2 separate regions of the Homo sapiens genome follow, and region 1 is linked to region 2. The links are chromatin loops, found by intact Hi-C in ENCODE. Cell type or tissue: ovary. All regions are shown on one strand. Each heading gives the region's core, and the rest is flanking DNA. Links, peaks and the distances in the headings are about the cores only. Region 1 overlaps PWWP3B (PWWP domain containing 3B). Region 2 has its middle 82 kb from the start of PWWP3B.

Region 1 (8,197 bases), core at 1,234-6,233, 74 kb after region 2:
GGGGACAGGAAAAAGGTTTCAAATAGACCATAGATCTGAATTATTATCTGGATATAGGTTAGAAATCAGTCAGTGAACTTTCAATCATCTAACAAAAATTCTTAGGTCACTGGTCTGCGTTTGTCTGGTTTAACCAGAAAACTAGTGGTTTTAGAGGCCTCTATTGCCTTAGGGCTACTAAAGAGTTTTCTTCTTCTGTAGCTTGTTCATGCCTCCCTGAAAACTCACAAGGAAGCTTGAATAAGTAATTTCAAATAGGCAATACTAGAGGGTATACATTTAAAGGAAAGGCAAAGAAAAAAGAGAATAAGCAAACGGATTTCTTCTCTCAAAGGAGTAGGAAGATGGACAATGGAAATGGAGAAGACAAAAGATGAATAAATACTGGGCACAAGACAAATAAACATATTGTGGTTGGGGGGGAAATATTTAAAAATCTAAGAAAAGGAGTAGTTCTATAATGCCCCAGTTTGTAGCCCTTATTATAGTTATTACATCTAAGGAATGAATATACGTGTGTATGAGAGGGTGGTGAGAGATGCCCAGGGAAAGCTGGGGAATATGTTGGGGACACTATTCCTATTAATGAATATTTTTGTACTTTGGAGTCTCTCAAGGCTTATTCTAGGGGAATTCTTTTTAGACTCTTCTAAGCTAACGGTGCTGCCCTGTATACCCAAGGCAGCCAGACACAGATACTGGGGGTCTGCATCCCCTGGACTAATCCAGACAACAACGACCTTCTTAAGAGAAAAAACTTAGAAGTCGGAGATTCATAATGGCTGCCACGGCCACCCATTGGAAAGGATTGTTTTTAAGGGTTTCGTGAGAGTCAGGCAGATGGCTGGGGCATCCAAGTCTTCCATAATTAGACATCATTATGACTGTTTGCATACTTTTCCTACAGGAGTTTAGCATATATAATTCTTTCCCAACATTAGAATCTGTGGCTTTTAATTTAAAATGTTATGGCTACTGAGCGAGAGTGAAATCAGTTGTATCCCATATTCTCAACTTAGAATGTTTTTACCATGAAATGCTTTGTGAAATGGGAAAAGCCTTACCCACTGTCACACAGATAGTAGTGGGTCTGGCGCTAAGATCCAGCTGTGTTAATTCTTACTCCAACTGCTTGTCTGGCAGGGCCCTTACCCTGCTTGGCACTTTTGTGGTTCCACTGTTTCTCAGAGGCTCACCTGGCATCACATGCAGATTTCCCATGTCAAGTGCATCTCTGATAAAGGCAGAGAATCAAACCAACGAAATGGAAAAGGTGTAAATAAATTTCCCTGCCTAAACTTTAACAGGCATGTCATTCCAAAACACAGGAATGAGGGGAAATCTCATCTGTGATGTAGATGCCATCTATTTTCACTTCATGTTCTTATAATATGAAATGCTCTCTTTGTCAGTTATGTTATTTGGCTCATGCTAAAATAATATCATTCAGGAAAATTACAAGGTGGAGAAAGGAGAGAAGGGAAAGGACAATTGACTTGTGTCTACTATGGGGCAGACTATGTAGCAGCATTTTTAATGATTTCTGTTTGAGGCTTCACATCAGTTCTTGGGTGGGGTTTTTCTTTTAGACATATACAATTTTTTGAGTGGAATTTGAATCACACTCTACATGCTGTCAGATAGTCTGATAATAAAATACATTTCATTGTTTTGTTTGCTCACTTCATAAAAATAGTTGTCTGGAGAAAATTTAGGATATCTTGCAAGCACCATCTTGTGACGAGAAACAGAACTGTTACTACAACATCCTTGTGGGAGAACGGTGGGAACTACATCCTGCCAGCAAGCAGCTTTCTCAGGCTTCTAGAATATACCATCCTCAAATTTAGTTTTGTTATGCATTACGTAAAAAATGGAATCCGAATCTCTTCACCTCCAATGGTCGGATTGCAGAAAAATAATTGCATGGTTACTGAAAATTGAAAATATGAGAAAGATATATAAAAAGAAAGTATAATTCTGGAAAGATACTATTTCCTGTATATCTTTCCATATTTTTTCTTTACATAAACGTATGAATGCATATTATTTCAAATCAGCTTTTTGTCCTGCTTAAGCTCATGGTTTAAACATTTTTGCATACTACTAAGTGTTTTCAATGTGATTTTTTAGTGAATCACTTCAAATGCAATTTTCCCCCAACTTTGCAACATTTTACCTCAATCTTTTTTCTGATTTTGTTTTAAAAAAAGGCTAAATATGTATTAAGAATTTTTCAAAAATAGTGATAGTAAAGCCTGCCCTATCTCTTCAACTGCACAAATAATTCCATTAGCAGGCTGGTTTATATTTTTTCTGATTTGGTTACACATGTATTAATGTAGTCTTTTATGTTTAAATGACATAATATGGTGCTTACCATTCTGCAGTTTGCTCTTTTTACTTCTCAGACACCTTTTCAAGTCACTACAAGTTCATACTTTCATTTGTCAGCTATATAACGTGCCATTGTATGGATGCACCATAGTACATAATACGTTTAAAACTGTTCATAGAAATAAACCAAATCCTATCCGTTTCTCACTCTTACACTTAGATGATATAGAAAAGTGGTTCTTGCTGACCATGGCTGTACCTGTGGACTGAAAGAGCGGGCTGCAGGGAGGACACATGCAAGGCTGTAGTTGACACAGCAACCAGGCTACCCACTTGATCAGGTCCAGGAAAAATTCCACTATTCACAAAAGACAAGGGAGTATGGGAGCGTGTCTGTGGTGTCTATGTGTGTTTATGTATTTGAAACAAAATGGGTATACTGTTTTGGCTTTATTTTGCTCTTCTTATTATGAAAACAAGCACAAATAGAAACAATTCTAAAAATGCTGGAAGTAGTGAAAAATAGATTTTAAAAAAACTTCCATAATCTGAACACTCAGAGATGAACACTCAGAGATGCTGACTGTTAACTCGGGAGTCTAGTTCCCTTCCTAAGGAAAACGAATATACATCTTTACAAGTGTTACCACTCGACGGCATATCTGAATCCCTTTCCATGTTCATGTACATTTATATTTGTGTCCCTATATGTCATTCTCTTTGTGTGTTTACATTTTTCTATCATTTTTTGTGTAGAATAATGTGTTTAAGTCAAAATATAATAAAATCTGTAACAAAGATAGAAATATGTAGTGCCACGTAAAAAATTAACACGAACAGCACGTCTCACCGAAGTCTTAATTTAGAAACTGTAATTTGATCGCCCATTCCCACACGGAGGACTTTAAAAATATCGGGCGAAACAAAAATTCAGAGGATTAATTCCGTTCCAATAACAGCAGTTCAAACAAAACCATTCCATTCCCACCTCTCTCAGGCAACAATCTCTATTTCTTTTCTTTCCTTTTTTTTACTTTAACACCAAGGCCCGAAGAAATTCCCAGAAAATAACTGGCTTTAAGACAGCCATTACCTTGAAGCTTCTTGTCAGCTGCAGCCTCTTGAAATGCTGCCCCTCCCCCAATACTGGCCGGGTACAGCTCCCTTCCGAGCGGCTCCGACGAGGCTCCGCCCCCTCCCAGTGATGGGAATAGCAAGGGGACCTTTCCCTCAAAGGGAAGAGGATCACCAAGTTAAACTGCAATTCCCTTAAAGCGAAAAGATCATCATTTTTAAAGCAGTTGAAAGCGGAATGGCAACATGTGTCTGTTTAATTTACATTCAAACTACAAGAGTGTGTGATTTTCTGGGAAAAACAAAGGTAGAAATGCCTTTACCATATAATAAAGACTCAGTAAAGAACATCTTTTACATATTTTTCTTGCCTACTTTGGCAACTTATTTCTAAAAACGATTTCAAGATCCGACTGGTCAAGCTCTATTAAAAAGCCCCTCTACATCCTTATTTGTACTGCAATGAATTAATACATTATTTTGTGGATAAGCAATTCCCTGAAATTTTAATTCTTCTGGCCCTGGCACATGATGTATATCTCTCTTTTTATTCAGGTCTTCTCATTCATCTTTCAGAAAGTTTCATCGTTTTTTTCAACTAAAGTCATTTCTAAACATAAAACATCAACCAAAATCCTTAAAGAGATATGTAGGTATCTGAATATCCTGAAATTGGAAACAAAAAAATTCTTATTGGCAAAAACACAATAAACCAAATTTGAAAATATAAGAACAAAATTGACAAAACTGTTTTCAACGCAAAAATATCACTAAAGTAGTTCTTACATATTAATAAGAAATAAATGGCAGAGTAAAAATGGGCAAAAGACATAAATAGACAATTCACAATGTTCTGAGAGTATAATTTTTCCCCACTCCTAATATTTACTTCCTTGAGGGCAAGCTCATATGGTGCCACCACAGGAATCTCTGTCCCTTCCTGTACAGCTACAAACCTCTAGGCTATTTTGGTAGGTTTGCTTAAATTTGGAGTTCTGTTATCAAGCCTGTAATCCCAGCACTTTGGAAGGCCGAGGTGGGCAGATCATTTGAGGCCAGCGGTTCGAGACCAGCCTGGCCAACATGATGAAACCCCATCTCTACTAAAAATACAAAAATTATCCAGGCGTGTTGGTGGGTGCCTGTAATCCCAGCTAATCAGAGGGCTGAGGTGGGAGAATGACTTGAACCCGGGAGGTGGAGGTTGCAGTGAGCTGAGATCGCGCCACTGCACTCTAGCCTGGGCAACAGAATAAGACTCCATCTCAAAAAAATAAAATAAAATAATAGTTAATATATAAGCCCATTTGATTCTCACAATAATCAATACCCCGCAACTTCCTCTTCCTCTTGTACTGTTGTAATGTTGACATTTTGGCTTCCATCTGCAACTCCATTTGTTTTATATCTATCTATCCAGTTTGTTCAGTGGAGAAAGGGAGGTGCTATATATCGGGACTCCTCAAAACCCAAATATTCAAAATAAAGATTAAAACTAATACATAAAAGATATTCACCTTCCCTAATAATCAAAGAGATGCAAATATAAAACAGCAATAAGATGGCATTTTTCTACTTAAATTGACTAAGAAGCAAATAAATGATACAACTAATAGAGATCCAGGAAACAAGGGCACTCTTGCTAATGCCACGGTCACAAAGCTAGGAAGAGGGTGAGACAAAATCGGAGCCAAAGTCTGACTCCAAAACAGGAGGTATGCCCTCTTTCCACCACTATTCACTCCCTCCTGGGCTTGGAATCATGTTTCTTTGGTAGAACCAAAGATGATGTCGCTCACATTCAAACTGTGAGGAAATTGGTGAATATAACACCAGCGTGGCCGGGCACGGTGGCTCACACCGGTAATACCAGCACTTTGGGAGGCCGAGGTGGGCAGATCATGAGGTCAGGAGATCGAGACCATCCTGGCTAACACGGTGAAACCCCGTCTCTACTAAAAATACAAAAAATCAGCAGGGGGCGGTGGCTGGCGCCTGTAGTCCCAGCTACTCGGGAGGCTGAGGCAGGAGAATGGCGTGAACCCGGGAGGCGGAGCTTGCAGTGAGCCGAGATCGCGCCAGTGCACTCCAGCCTGGGCGACAGAGCAAGACTCCGTCTCAAAAAAAAAAAAAAAAAAAAAAGAAATAACCCCAGCGTGAGTGTTGCTTAGTCTCATGTCTCTGATGGTGAACATATTGGTGAACTACAACCATCTTCAGCAACTACCATGCTTACTATCCTTGACTTCTTTCTATCTCTTACATCCATCTACATTCCCACACAAATTAAAAAGTATTTTCATGCACTATGCTTTTTTCTTCTTTTTTTTTTTTTTTTGAGACAGAGTCTTGCTCTGTCGCTCAGGCTGTAGTGCAGTGGCACGATCTCAGCTCACTCTGCCTCCTGGGTTCAAGTGAGTCTCCTGCCTCAGCCTCCTGAGTAGCTGGGATTACAGGCATGTGCCACCACACCCAGCTAATTTTTGTACTTTTAGTAGAGATGGGGTTTCACCATGTTGGCCAGCCTGGTCTAAAACTCCTGACTTCAGGTGATCTGCCTGCCTCGGCCTCCCAAAATGCTACGATTACAAGGTGTGAGCCACCGCTCCCAGCCTGCACTATGCTTTTGCACTGACCGTATCTGCATGATAGCATTAACTTGGCCTTAGATCAGTTATGAGAAGTCTCTTTTGTGTTATAGGGGCCTGGCAGCAGCTTCCCTTTCAGATATGGTGATTCCTGGACAGGGGCTGAAAATCATTCGTTATACAGAGAATTGCCATTTTCATTCTACCCTCATTAACAATTGGCAATTCCTTGCTCCTGTGCTTTGCGGTTTGCAGCTGCCAATTCAGTATGGGAAAGTTGCATTTTTATCCTCTTTTGCTGAGCTTTTTTATTCACAAAATATTCACAAAATTAAGATTTAAATTTAGATTTTTATTGCCTTTAATGTTCAGGTGTTGTTTCCCAGGAAGCATTAGAACCTACACATTGCTAATGGATAATGATTCTGAGGTTTAGGTCTCTTAAGATAATGTTATAAAAAATCATAAAACTAGGTAAAGTTGGTGAGGCCCTCACAACCCCATTTGTTATCACAGTGAGTGGGTAAACACATCTCCTGCCACATTCTCGCTATTCAGGTTAGAGACACAGAGCTGCATTTGACACATCTCTTCCTGTAATGATCAAATGGAATAAAAGAAAACTGTCTGCGTTGGGGACTCTAAAGAAAGAAGCCATCATTCTTCCAGAGACTCATAACAGAAGGGTCAGCCTGGGTCAAAATTTTCCTGGTAAGCAACTTTAAAATGACACAGAGTTCTTTGGTGAGATATGGATTTCTGTTGGCAGGACCCAATGTTTAGCTTGTAAGAGTTTATCACCAAGGCATTATGACATGGTTATGTTTCTGAATTTTTCAGACAGCCAAAAAATCAGACAGTGTGGGTTTGAAACCTTTATTAGCTCAGCGGAGAAAAACTGTCCAATCCTTGACAACAATGCTAGGTTGTCATCTCCCATATCCTAGATAGCATAGTCAGCAAGGATGCATGGGTCACCTGTATCTCTATATTAACCTAGATTGTCCAAATATTAAATATTAAGCCATTAATATATTTAAAAATACAATAATAAAAAGAGTTTTAGCTACTTAGTTGTCTAGAAAAGCTGTTTTTTGTTTGTTTTTGTTTTTTAAGAAGCCTCATTCTATTTATCTGGGGATAGTAAATGGTTCTCGTCTGTTGTAGCCTCTTTTATCCCCCTGAACCTTCACAAAGTAGCTTGAATAAAGTATTTTCAATGGGTGATAATTGGATTGCATTAAAACATGGCAAAGAAGAAAAGAGATCAGATAAAAAATTTACTTTACTAAGTAGGATGAAGGTAGACGATGAGAATATAGACAAGACACAAGTCAGAAGAACGAATAATGGGTATCAGATAGGTGGGGTTAGATGTGTGGAATATATTTGGGGGGGTACAAAAAAGAGAAGTATTATAACACAAACCCAATATCCCATCGTTATTTTCTCTGTTGTGTAATAAAAAAGGAATTGTGTGGGAGGAGCTTTGGCAGTATCGGGGACATTGTTTTTGTTCTTGGATAATTTGGCCTTTTGCAACCCTCTGAGTTATCGTAAGTGAATGCTGGGTTCTAATCTTTTCTAAGCTGCCACTACTGCCCTGTCTATCCAAGGCAACCAAAGGAGAGCTCACGGACACAATGAGGCTCAGCATCAACAATCTCACTGACAGCACAACGTTATGAGGCACGGATTTGTGATGGTTGCTGGGAAAGAATTAAGTTTGTTAAACCACTACAAAATATTATTTAAGAGAATATAGTCATGTCGTGCATAGTGACATTTCAGTCAATGACAAACTGCATATATGACGACGTTCCTGTAAGATTATAATAAAGCTGCAAAATTCCTGTTGCCTAGTGATGTCGGTCACAGCCATTGTAACACTGAAGCACAATTCATGACTCACCTGTTTGTGGTGCTGCTGGTGTAAACAACCTACTACACTGATAGTGGCATAAAAGTATAGCACATACAATTATGTGACGTACCTAATACTTGATAGTGATAATAAATGACTGTTATTGGTTTATGTACTTACTGTACTTTTTAATCTTATTTTAGTATATTCCTTCTACTTAGAAAAAAAAAATGCTAACCGTAAAATAGCCACAGAGCAGGTCTTGATTCAGGGGGTATTCTAGAAAAGGGCATTGTTATTCTAGGAGACAACAGCACCATGAGTGTTACTGCCC
Region 2 (8,197 bases), core at 1,520-6,519:
AACAAAATTGATAAAACTTTAGCTAGAATAGCTAAGAAAAGAAAGAGGAGATACAAACAAATAAAATCAGAGGTGAAAAAGGAGAGATTACAACTGATACCACAGAAATTCAAAAAATCATGAGTGGCTACTCTGAGCAACTATATGCCAATAAATTGGAAAATCTAAAATAAATTGAAAAAGTCCTAGATACATACAAATTACCAAGACTGAACCAGGAAGAAATCTAAAACCCGAACAAACCAATAACAATTAACGAAATTGAAGCCGTAATAAAAAGACTCCCAGTAAAGACAAGCCAAAGACCTGATGGCTTCCTTGCTGAATTCTACCAAACACATTTAAAGAAGAACCAATACCAGTCCTACTCAAACTATTCCAAAAAGTAGAGGAGGAGGGAATACTTCCAATTTAATTCTACAAGGCCAGTATTACCCTGATTCCAAAACAAGACAAGGACACATCAGAAAAAGAAAACTACAGGTCATTATCTCTGATGAACTCTGATGCAAAGATTCTCAACAAACTATTAGCAAATCAAATTCAACAATAGATTAGAAAGATCGTTCATCATGACCAAGTGGGGTTTATTCCCCAGGATGCAAGGATTTTTCAACGTATGTAAATCAGTCAATTTGACACATCATATTAACAGAATGATGGATAAAAACCATATGATCATTTCAATTGATGCTGGAAAAGTATTGGATAAAATTCAACATCTTTTCATAATAAAACCCTCGAAAAACTGAGGATAGAAGGAACGTACCTCACCATAATAATAGCCATATATGACAGACCCACAGCTAATATTATACTGAGTGAGGAAAAACTGAAAACCTTTCCTCTAAGATCTGGAACACGACAAGGAGGCCTCTGTCACCACTGTTATTCAACATATTACTGGAAATCCTTGCTGGAGCAATCAGACAAGAGAAAGATATAAAGGACATCGAAATTGGAAAGGAAGTCAAATTATCCTTGTTTGCAGATGATATAATTTTATATTTTGTAAAAGCTAAAGATGCCATAAGAAAACTATTAGAACTGATAAGCAAATTCAGTTAAGTTTCAGGATACAAAATTAACATAAAAAATCAGTATCATTTATATATGCCAACAGTGAACAATGTGAAAAAGAAACTTAAAAAGCAATCCCATTTACAATAGCCACACATAAAATTAAATACCTAGGAATTACCTTAACCAAAGAACTGAAAAATCTCTACAGTGAAAACTCTAAAACAGTGATGAAAAAAATTGAAGGACACCAAAAAAATGGGCAAAAATTCCATGTTCATGGATTGGAAGAATCAGTATTATTAAAATGTCCATACTACCTAAAGCAATGTACAGATTCAATGCAATCCCTATCATGATACCAATGACATTCTTCATAGAAATAGAAAAAAAAATCCTAAAATTTATATGGATCACAAAAGAAGCAGAATAACCAAAGCTATCCTAAGCAAAAAGAACAAAACTGGAAGAATCCCATTACCTGACTTCAAATTATACTACAGAGCTTTAGTAACCAAAACAGCATGGTACTTGCATGAAAACAGACACATAGGGCAATGTAACAGACTAGAGAACCAAGAAAAAATCCACACACCTACAGTGAACTCATTTTTTATGAAGGTGCCAAGAACATACACTGGGAAAAAGACAGTCTCTTCAATAAATGGTGCTAAGAAAACTGGATATCCATATGCAAAATAATGAAACTAGACCCCTCTGTCTCACCATATATAAAAATCAAATAAAAATTGATTAAAGACTTAAATCTCAGACCTTAAGCTATGAAACTACTACAAGAAAACACTGGGAAAACTCTCCAGGACACTGCTCTGGGCAAAAATTTCTTGAGCAACACCCCACAGCCACAGGCAACTAAAGCAAAAAGGGACAAATAGAATCACATCAAGTTAAAAAGTTTCTGCACAGCAAAGGAAACAATCAACAAAGCTAAGAGACAACCCACATAACTTGCAAACACTTGCAAGCTACCATCTGACAAAGGATTAATAACCAGAGTATATAAGGAGCTCAAACACCTCTTTAGGAATCAACCTAATAATCCAATTTAAAAATGAGCAAGAGATCTGAATAGACATTTCTCAAAAAAAGACATACAAATGAGAAACAGGCATATTAAAAGGTGCTCAACATCATGGATCATCAGTGAAATGTAAATCCAAACTACAGTGAAATATCATCTCACCTCAGTTAAAATAACTTATGTCCAAAAGACAGACAATAACAAATGCTGGCAAGGATATAGAGGAAAGGGAACCCTTGTACACTGTTGGTGGGAATGTAAACTAGTACATGAACTATGAAGAAGAGTTTAGAGGTTTCTCAAGAAACTGAAGATACAGCTACCATATTATCCAGCAATCCCACTGCTAGGTATACACCCAAAAGAAAGGAAATCAGTGTATCAAAGAGTTATCTGCACTCCTATGCTTGTTACAGCATTGTTCACAATAGTCAAGATTTGGAAGCAACCTAAGTGTCCATCAATACATTAATGAATGAAGAATATGTGGTACCTACAGACAATGGAGTATTATATTATTAAGTCATAAAAATAATGAGATCCAGTCATTTGCAACAACATGGATGAAACTGGAGATCATTATGTTAAGTGAAATAAGCCAGACACAGAAAGAAAAACATCGCATGTTCTCACTTATTTGTAGAATTTAAAAATTAAAACAATTGAACTCATGGACATAGAGAGTAGGAGGATAGTTACCAGAGGCTGTGAAAGGTGTTGCAGGGTTTGGAGGAGGTGGGGATGGTTAATGGATACAAAAAAAATAGAAAGAATGAATAAGACCTGCTATTTGATAGCATAACAGGGTGACTATAGTCAAGAATAATTTAATTGCATATTTTAAAATAATTTAAAGAATATAATTGGATTGTGTGTAACTCAAAGGATAAATACTTGAGGGAATGTATATCCCATTCTCCATGATGTGCTTATTTCACATTGTAGGCTTGTATCAAAACCTCTCATGTACCCCATAAATATAAACACCTACTATGTATCCACAAAAATAAAAATAATAATGATTCATGTTCCTACATTGTTCTTAGGTTGAAATAAAATGACTAATCAAAAAGTAGTCATTAGTTATCCAATTGATAGCCATGCTCTATAGAATTATTAATTTTGAAGGTATATTCTGTTAATGCTTTATCCAGGTGGGCAATTAACATATACCTCAAGGAAAAGAAATCCTAGGAATGGAGTTCTCTCGAAATAAGTGCATTTTCCTTAAAATGACCCCCATGAACACCAACAGCCATAGACTTCCATCCTAAATCCACATCACCAAACTTCCAAGCTGTTATTACTTTAGAGTTTCTTGTACTATGTAGCCCATTGAAATGTAAAGACACCTGAATGGAGTGTTTCCTAAAACTAATTAGTAAGAAAATATCAACAAAAGAGTCAAACTCTGTAAAATATTTGAAGAGATATATTCTGAGCCAAATATGAGTAACCAATGGCCCAAGGTACAGTCTCAAGTTGTCCTGAGAATATATGCCTAAGATGGTCGACCTACAGCATGGATTTATACAATTTAGGAGAACATAAGACATAAATCAATACATGTAAAATGTACATTGGTTCAGTCTGGAAAGATGGGACAAGTTGAAGTGGGGGCTTCCAGGTCATAGGAGGATTCAAGAACTTTCTAATTGTTAATTGGTTGAAAGAGTTAAGTCATTGTCCAAATATCTAGAATCTGTAGAAGGGAATGTTTGGGCCAAGATAAGGGGTTGTGGAAACTAAGGTTCCCCTTATGTACATAGAATCAATAGAATGGAATGACTGGCTTAAGTTAAGAGATTGTGGAGATCAAATTTCCCATCATGCAGATAAAGCCTCCAGGTAGCAAGCCTCAGAAAGAATAGATTGTAAATGTTTCTTGTCAGACTTTTTTTTAATATATAAAGTGCCAGACTCTTAGTTGAGTCTCTCCTGGATCAGGAAAAAGGCCTGGAAAGGGAAGGGGATTTTCTATACAATGTTGACTGTCCCCTTTGCTGGGCTATTTGAAGATGTGGCAAAGAAACATATTTGGGGGTTATCTTTATCTGTCATGTGATGTTATGCTAGAGTCAGGCTGGAAAGTAAGCCATGTTATATGTTTTGAATAAAACCCCTCTTTTGAGAGTTTATGGTTTGTAGGACATGGATCTCCGTACCCCTTACATAGGAATTTGAGCAAGAGAAGAAAAAGATCAGAGTTTAGTCCTCAGAAACTTCTTTATTATGCTAAATGGGTGGATCAAACTGGTTTCATGTAATTGAAGCATGGCAGAATATGCCACCCTAAAATATGTCATTTTGACATAAAGATTATTTTTAAGCCTTAACTCACTTGAGTAACAACAGATGCAAGAAGGGCATTCTTATTTCCCTCTTTATTCCTGAAAACAGGATAAAAACTGCCATGTGAAAAATGGCCAGAGGTCAGAACAGTTTGCAAGCACAGCATGTTCTCATTTATAAGTGGGAGCTGAACAGTGAGAACACATGGACACATGGAGGGGAACAACACTCACTGGGGCCCATTGCAGGAGGCTGGTGGCAGAAGAGCACTAGGGAAAAGAGCTAACACATGTGGGGCTTAATACCTAGGAGATGGATTGTTAGGTGCAGCAAACCACCATGGCACACATTTATCTATGTAACAAACATGCACATCCTACACGCGTACCCTGGAGATTAAAAAACAAAAACAAAAACAACAAAATAATTTTAAAAAGAAGAAACAGTTTGCAAGGTTATTTACTGGATCTCCCTGTACCAGTTAAAAGGAACATTCTTCAACGGGGAGTCACAGCTGAGTGAATTCTGTACAAACAGTCCTTGTTAAGTATTTCTTATCTTCCTTTAGCCTTCCCAGATAATTTAGTTACTTTTCCAGAATTGTCTCTTTTTGTTCAACCTAATATAAAAAGCATTTAGATTTTTCCACTTCTTTGGGTCTTCATTTCCCTATGAGGGCTCCTATGTCACATAAAATGCATACAAGTTTTTTATGCCTTTATCCTGTTTAATCTGTTTTATATCAATTTAATTATCAGACCCAGCAAAAAACTCTAAGAAGTATAAACCAAAAATAAAATTCTAAGCCCCCCAGCAATGGACTGATGGACAACCCCCCAACTGGCCCTCAGCCAACAGTATTCCAAAGAAATCTGGAAAACTAATTCAGTTCATGATGGGGGAGAGGGAGGTTGGACCTGCGTTGTTATACCCTCCTGCTTTTGGAATTCAGGCAAAACTGACCAGCATTAACATAAAAACAGAGATCTTTTTTGTTGTTGAAAATGGCAGAATTTTCTTCTTTGGCAAAGCTAAAATTACATATGCATATATATATATATATATATATTTATCACAGTTTCTTCATATAATCATTTATATTTGCTAAGTAGTAACCTTACTAATTTATCAAATTATCTTTTCTTTTTTAAATTTAATTTAATGTTAAGTTCCAGGATACATGTGCAGGATGTGCAGGTTTGTTACATAAGTATACATGTGCCATGGTGGTTTGCTGCACCTACCAACCCATCTCACCACATATCCCATTCTCCATGATGTGCTTATTTCACATTGTATGCTTATATCAAAACCTCTCATGTACCCCATAAATATAAACACCTACTATGTATCCACAAAAATAAAAATAATAATGATTCATTTTCCTACATTGTTCTTAGGTTGAAATAAAATGACTAATCAAAAAGTAGTCATTGGTTATCCAATTAATAGCCATGCTCTATAGAATTATTAATTTGGAAGGTATATTCTGATAATGCTTTATCCAGGTGGGCAATTAACATATACCTCAAGGAAAAGAAATCCTAGGAATGGAGTTCTCTCGAAATAAGTGCATTTTCCTTAAAATGACCCCCATGAACACCAACAGCCATAGATTTTCATCCTAAATCCACATCACCAAACTTCCAAGCTGTTATTTACTTTAGAGTTTCTTGTATTATGTAGCCCATTGAAATGTAAAGACACCTGAATGGAGTGTTTCCTAAAACTAATTAGTAAGAAAATATCAACAAGAGTCAAACTCTTAATACCTATGTATTAAGCCTCACATACATTTGCTATTTATCCTAATGCTCTCCCTCCCCTCACCACCCAGACATTCCCAAGTTTGTATTGTTCCTCTCCCTGTGTCCACTTATTATTCTCAATGTTCAGTTCCCACTTATAAGTGAGAACATGTGGTGTTTGGTTTTCAAAACAGAGATCTTAAGACTGACAAACAGACTCTTTGTTACAATAAGATACCAACATGACAGATAGAAATCCCTGGAAGAAATTAAAGTATTTTACCCCAAAATATATATCTTTGACATATGCTTGAAATGGCCCTGTAAAGCTATCTTTTGCAGGGAAAATCTACATTCTGTAGAGAATCCCCTTCCCTTTCCAGGTCTTCTCCTTGATCCAGAGGAGAATTACCAATGAGTCTGGCACCTTTTTAAGTCTGATAAGAAACGTTTATAATCTATTTTCTCTGAAGCCTGCTACCTGGAGACATATGCATGATAAAAAAACTTGGTCTCCACGACCCATTATCTTAACCTAGCCAGGTCTTTGGATAAGAACTTAACTCTTTCATCCAATCGCCAATCAGAAAATCTTTTAATGTACCTATGATCTGGAGGCCTCCCCCTTTCAAGTTGTTCTGTCTTTCTGGACCCAACCAATGTACACCTTACACGTATTGATTGATATGCTATATCTCCCTAAAAGGTATAAAACCAAGCTGTAGCCTGACCACCTTGGGTACATGTTCTCAGGACTTACAGAAATTGTGTCTCAGGCCATAGTCACTTATATTTGGCTCAGAATAAATCTCTTCAAATATTTTACAAAAGTTGACTCTTTATCCAGAAAAGGTAGAGGTAAAATTTTGCTTCCTCTACGTAATAAAAATATTTTGGCTATTCTGGCACCTTAGTGACACTAGATAAATTTTAGAATTGACTTGTGTAATTAAAAGGAACTTTTGATAATTATTTTGATATTTCATATATATAACAATTTAGGGAGAATTTACGTCTTCACTAAAATTCCATTTTCCACCCTAATAAGTAATACCCATTTTGTCAGGGCAATTTTTAATATATAATGTTAAAAGAAAATATTATAATAATTTATAAAATCATAAAATTAATTTAGTCCTCTTTAGATCTTCTGAATTTTATTCTATGTCCACCAATGAAATCAAATTGCTATTAACAAAGGCTAACTAGGCTCTTCCTGCACAAGTGTTAGGCTATTTTAGGACATAGGAACAAAGGAATTAAATGAGTAACTGGTGACTCAGTTACTTACAGCTCTCCTCTTGAGTAGCTGGCAGTTTCTCTCAAGTTACAGGGGGATCATACCCAGCTTCTCCAAGAAAATAACTCATGGCCTCAACCACACACAAACAGAAACACACTAAAAAACATAGGCATAGTGATGCTAAACACCCAATAGGCTTGTTATATATGCATATATGCCATTTGTTTTGCCTGTAAATATCCTTGCAAACTGTTTCTATGTCTGGCCATTAGAGAGCATATACCAGTAGTCATAGAAACCAGAATATCACCATAACATTCAGTTTTACATTAGTTTTCCAGAGAAACTGGGAAATGTAATTCATCCTCTCAATCAATGCAATGAATGAATAAATTAATGCAATATTAGAAGACATTATGCTATCCATTCCCCCAAAATTACCTTTGGAGTGAAATAAGAGGATTTTGAAACAATGGTTAAAATGAAAGAACAAAGAGTTAATTATTATGAGTTTTCTGTCAGACACACCAAATCTGGTCTCAGTCTCTGTCCAGGACCACTTTAGAACCTGAAATAACAGATGCTTATGCTGAAACTATCTATAAATCCATACAGTTTCAAACGTGGCCCAAACACTCAATAGTTCCAGATGATGTGGTTCACAAGATTAACATGTTCTGTCTATTGCACCTTAAATTCATCCTCAGAGTCAGAGCTTTGCATCACAGCTCAGTGGTTCACATATGACTCACAGTAGTAAAATTAAATGAGTGAATAAGGTAGTATAAAAAATGTTAGAATCTGGACATTGAGATGACTCTAATGAGGAAGTAAAATCTAAGTAATATGTAA

The links. Peaks named below come from ENCODE experiments on the same cell type or tissue, not always from the same donor. Only the 100,000 strongest peaks of a DNase experiment are listed, where the experiment ranks them.
Region 1: it touches region 2 in a loop (6-fold over the local background); 1 of 110 quality-filtered maps calls a loop at or near these places.

Annotation. Positions count from the first base shown.
Region 1 is chrX:106,172,593-106,180,789 of GRCh38, reverse strand. The region is part of intron 2 of PWWP3B (PWWP domain containing 3B); the gene reads right to left. Among named protein-coding and RNA genes, the nearest start is that of PWWP3B, 8.4 kb to the right of the region's middle. In ovary, for the core only: no CTCF peak of the experiment used is centred there; a DNase peak (open chromatin) is centred at 3,509; H3K4me3 peaks cover 892 bases; H3K27ac peaks cover 1,889 bases.
Region 2 is chrX:106,246,566-106,254,762 of GRCh38, reverse strand. No RefSeq gene overlaps it. Among named protein-coding and RNA genes, the nearest start is that of PWWP3B, 82 kb to the right of the region's middle. In ovary, for the core only: no CTCF peak of the experiment used is centred there; a DNase peak (open chromatin) is centred at 4,592; H3K27ac peaks cover 1,827 bases.